2 separate regions of the Homo sapiens genome follow, and region 1 is linked to region 2. The links are chromatin loops, found by intact Hi-C in ENCODE. Cell type or tissue: PC-3. All regions are shown on one strand.

The links. Hi-C counts contacts between places; a loop is a spot of excess contacts. Peaks named below come from ENCODE experiments on the same cell type or tissue, not always from the same donor. Only the 100,000 strongest peaks of a DNase experiment are listed, where the experiment ranks them.
Region 1: it touches region 2 in a loop (4-fold over the local background); 4 of 110 quality-filtered maps call a loop at or near these places.

What each region holds. Positions count from the first base shown.
Region 1 is chr18:57,786,340-57,788,839 of GRCh38, forward strand. The region is part of intron 1 of ATP8B1 (ATPase phospholipid transporting 8B1); the gene reads right to left. It overlaps LOC124904310 (a long non-coding RNA gene), which reads left to right. Exons shown (of 2, transcript XR_007066388.1): 2 at 1-881. Among named protein-coding and RNA genes, the nearest start is that of ATP8B1, 16 kb to the right of the region's middle. In PC-3, a CTCF peak has its summit at 1,052; a DNase peak (open chromatin) is centred at 2,482; H3K4me3 peaks cover 629 bases; H3K27ac peaks cover 2,381 bases.
Region 2 is chr18:57,643,546-57,646,045 of GRCh38, forward strand. The region is part of intron 2 of ATP8B1-AS1 (ATP8B1 antisense RNA 1); the gene reads left to right. Among named protein-coding and RNA genes, the nearest start is that of ATP8B1-AS1, 14 kb to the left of the region's middle. RefSeq lists enhancers at 1-462, 463-973. In PC-3, a CTCF peak has its summit at 1,175; no DNase peak of the experiment used is centred here.

The DNA of each region.
Region 1 (2,500 bases), 140 kb after region 2:
TCAGAATCCAGCTCGTCAAAAGCCTCTCAGCCAGGGATTCTCAATCTGGAGCAGGCATCAGAATCACCTGGAAGTTTTATTAGGACACTGATTGCTGGGTCTTAACCCCAGAGCTTCTGAGTCAGTGACTCTAGAGTGCAGCCCCCAGTCATGCTGATGTTGCTGGTCCAGGGACCATACTTTGAAAACCAGTGTCTAGGCAACCACCACTGATCAAGCCACATCTGATATAAAAGCTAGCTACCATCTCCGAGATGGTACCACCTATGCTAAGATGAGAATGTACAGGGAACCACTAGAACAAAGGAAGAGTCCCTCACTTTGGTCTGGGAAAGACAAGGAATCAGGAAATCTTCCAGGAGGAGGTAGCACCTCAAGTGATCCACCCATCTCGGCCTCCCAAAGTGCTGGGATTACAGGCGTGAGCCACTGTGCCCAGCCAAGCCCCTTTATTTCAAAAACACAATGTGTTCTTCCAATGGTTCATGAAAACTAGAAACACAAAAAAATGTTAAAGGGTGTTTTTAAAAATTAAGGTTTGCTTGAAAGAGATACTCTTATCTTTTTTACGTCTAGTAAGGGGTATTGAAATACAGCAGATATGGAGAACAACATCGACTTGGAACAGAAGAATGACCCCTAACAACTTAGAGCTTAGACAAATTTGAGAGTTTACAAAGACTGCCAGACAGGATGTTATGTTAGAAATACATTTAAGCGATATTAAAATAAGTATTCAAATACAAAATTTTGAAGACAGGAAACTTCATAATATTCATGTTAAATTCTCAGGATCCTCTGGACCGGAAATCATTGTATAATGCCTAAGATATCGTGGCAAACAAAATTTTACAAGCAAATAAAATGTACTTTAGTTCTCACAACGGTCACCAATCTTTATATACCCTTAGTCCTCTGCCAAGTGCAATTAAAGCCACTTTATGCTTACTGATTTCCTTATGACACACACACAAGAACCTAAAAGACAACATAAATTCGTCTGATAAAAAGTGAGCCTAAAAGCTCCATCTAGAGCACTGCGAGAGGAGCTCCATCTAGAGCACTGCGGGAGGAGCTCCATCTAGAACACTGCGGGAGGAGCTCCATCTAGAACACTGCGGGAGGAGCTCCATCTAGAACACTGCGGGAGGAGCTCCATCTAGAACAATGCGGGTGGAGCTCCATCTAGGACACTGTGGGTGGAGCTCCATCTAGAACACTGTGGGTGGGGAGTGTTGGCTCCGCTATACCATTTCCTCTTGTAATTTTGGCTTCTTTGTCATGAGCTTCTTTTTCAAAGTTGGCTTTTAGAGCCCATTGGTTACTGATATTTACTGATTTTCAGTTTTTAAAAAGTCTATTCCTTTAAAAATGCTCTAAAGTTTGTCAAACCTCAGGGGTTAGATACCTTTTTGAATGTCAGTAGTTTTTCTGAAGGTTTAACATCTATCAAAATAGAGAAAAAACACCTTTAAAATAAATAGGCCTCATTTAAAATTTTATACATCTTCTAAAGGGACCTATATAGTATCCATTGTGTAGACATGACAGTACTGGATAAAAGTGAATATTAGTCCCAGCCACTTGGGAGGCTGAGGCGGGAGGATCCCTTGAGCCCAGGAGTTTGAGGCTGCAGTGAGCCATAATTTGACACTGCACTCCAGCCTGGGCAACAGAGCGAGATCCATCTATAAAACAAGACAAACTGAATACGGAATGAACAAAATAAAACCTATTGTCTATCCCTGCTACTGAAACACATATATTTTATTGTCATCTGGACCTACAAAGCTTGAAATGATTTACAACCTGTACATTTTAAAAATTGGAAGCTTATGACAAATGAGATCACAGAGAGGCATGGAATTACAATGAGAGGGTATCCTATAAAACATCAGGTCCATCATTTGAAGCACGAAAAAATCGGAGCTTAGAAAATTAACTGGCCGTGCATGGTGGCTCCCAGCACTTTGGGAGGCCAAGGCGGGAGGATCACATGAGGCCAGGAGTTTGAGATCAGCTTGGCCAACATGGTGAAACCCCATCTCTACTAAAAATACAAACAATTAGTCGGGCGTGGTGGTGCCCATCTGTAATCCCAGCTACTTGGGAGGCTGGGGCATGAGAATCGCTTGAACCCAGGAGGCAGAGGTCCTGGTGAGCCGTGATTGTGCCACTGCACTCCAGCCTGGGTGACAGAGTGAGACTCTTATCTCAAAAAAAAAAAAGAAAGAAAGGAAAAGAAAAGAAAATTAACTGCTCATCACTGAACTGAAAGTTAGGAAAAGAGTACCCTAACCCAGTTCCTGGCACCACCCACTCCCCCAAACCCTGCTTCCCTTGTGTTTCTCATCTGTCCCATGGGGATAATTCCTGTCTTGCCAACTCCCAAATGAGGAGATTTTAAAACTATAAAGTGCTTTAAAAATGTAAAGAATTGCTATTATTAGCTGAGGTCAGCCAGCCCATTCAGTGACTCACCAGAGCTGACATCTCCTGG
Region 2 (2,500 bases):
ACATAAAGGTTCTCCAAGTCCCCACTAGACTCAGGAGCCCAGCTGGCTTCACCCAGTGGATCCTGCACCAGGGCCGCAGGTGGAGCTGCCTGCCAGTCCCGCACCCTGCACCTGCACTCCTCAGCCCTTGGGTGGTCGATGGGACTGGGCGCTGTGGAGCAGGGGGTGGTGCTGGTCAGGGAGGCTTGGGCCTCGCAGGAGCCCACCGTGTGGGGGAGGCTCAGGCATGGCAGGCTGCAGGTCCCGAGCCCTGCCCCGCGGGGAGGCAGCTAAGGCCCAGGGAGAAGTCAAGCATAGCAGCTGCTGGCCCAGGTGCTAAGCCCCTCACTGCCCGGGCTGGCGGGGCCCACTGGCTGCTGGAGCGTGGGGCCCGCGGACACCCACGCCTACCCAGAACTCACGCTGGCCCGCAAGCACCGCGTGCAGCCCGGGTTCCCGACCACGCCTCTCCCTCCACACCTTCCCGCAAGCTGAGGGAGCCGGCTCCGGCCTTGGCCAGCCCAGAAAGGGGCTCCCACAGTGCAGCGGTGGGCTGAAGGGCTCCTCAAGCACCGCCAGAGTAGGCGCCAAGGCCGAGGAGGCGCCGAGAGCGATCGAGGGCTGTGAGGGCTGCCAGCACGCTGTCACCTCTCACCGGGTTCAAGCGATTCTCCTGCCTCAGCCTCCCCAGTAGCTGGAATTACAGACGTGCGCCACCACACTCCGCTAATTTTTATTTTTAGTAGAGACGGATTTCTCCATGTTGGTCAGGCTGGTCTTGAACTCCCGGCCTCAGGTGATCTGCCCGCCTGGGCCTCCCAAAGTGCTGGGATTACAGGTATGAGCCACTGCACCCAGCCTTTACTGTATTTTTTAGCAGAAAGAAAATGATTGCATTACAGTGGTTATTTTTAAGGGCCCCAACCTCCACTTTGTCCTGAGATCTACGTTGTGTTGTTTTCAGTGTTTTAACAGGCCTTTTTATTTTTATAAATGCCCCAGAAGTTGTAGCGCAGCCCTAACTTTCTAGCAGGACTTTTAGAAGCTGACAATTTTCCTAAGTTTCATTCACATCACATGAAGGCAGCAATTGTTAAAATATATTTAGATTCCATTAGGGTACATTTTGCTATCACATTGAAGTCTCTCAAGAATCATTTTATTCCCATCAGATGTTGTTACTGAGCAGTTTCTAGTGCTGAACATGACTAAGAACCTTTAGGTGGTGCTCTTTGATTAAAAACATTTATCCCTCAAACAACTTAAATACAGTAGTATATTGCAGGAAAAAGTGACCTTTATTTTTTTAGGGATGATCTCCCAGGTCTGCTCAATTTTTCTGCCATTTCTATTGCAGAGGCTAATAATTTGCCCATCTCCTCCCAGCCCAAGCACCCCAAGACTGATACTTTTCTATCACCTGCTGCTAATTTTGCCTCCCAAAGAGTCTCCCATCTCGACGCAGAGAGAACCTTCTTAGTGGGGTCACAGCTTCCCTTGCGTCCAAGAGCTGTCTGTCCCACAGCCTGGTCAGACTCCCACAGCCTCGTCAGACTCCCACAGCCTCAAACCCCAGGTTTGCCACTCACTTCCTCACTCACTCCTCTTTGCTCATTTTTCTGCCAACGATTCGTCATGTATTTCTAGGACTATCTGCTCACTTCTCACCCCTTACTTTTTTTGTTTTGTTTTTTGAGACGGAGTCTCGCTGTCACCCAGGCTGGAGTGCAGTGTCACAATCTCAGCCCGCTGCAACCTCCACCTCCCAGGTTCAAGTGATTCTCCTGCCTCAGCTTCCCAAGTAGCTAGGATTACAGGTGTGCACCACCATGCCTGGCTGCTTTTTTTTATTCTTAGTAGAGATGGGGTTTCACCATGTTGGCCATGCTGGTCTCGAACTCCTAACCTCAGGTGACCCACCACCTTGGCCTCCCAAAGTGCTGGGATTACAGGTACAAGCCACCGTGCCCAGCCCCAGTCCTTACTTTTGGTTGAGGGTTACCTTTCCTTTCATTCTGGCTAAAGAGTTGAGGTCAGTTGGAAAAACCCAGACTCAATCTTCCTTTTTTTTTTTTTTTTTTTTGGAGAGAGTCTCACTCCATTGCCCAGGCTGGAGAACAGTAGCACAATCATGGCTCACTGCAACCTCTGCTTCCTGGGTTCCAGCAATTCTCCTGCCTCAGCTGCCAGAGTAGCTGGGATTACAGGTGTGCACCACCTCACCCGGCTAATTTTTGTATTTTTAGTAGAGACGGGGTTTCGCCATGTTGGCCAGACTGGTCTCAAACTCCTGGCCTCAAGTGACCCGCCCACCTCAGCCTCCTAAAGTGCTGGGATTATAGGCATGAGCCACCATGCCTGGCTGATCTCCCTAACTCTAAATCTTTACCCCTCTGTCTCTAAAGTCTGGCCACCTTTTTAATTCTTTTAGAGACAGAGTCTTGCTCTCACCCAGGCTTCAGTACAGTGGCATAATCGTAGCTCACTGCAGCCTCAAACTCCTGGGCTCAAGTGATCCTCC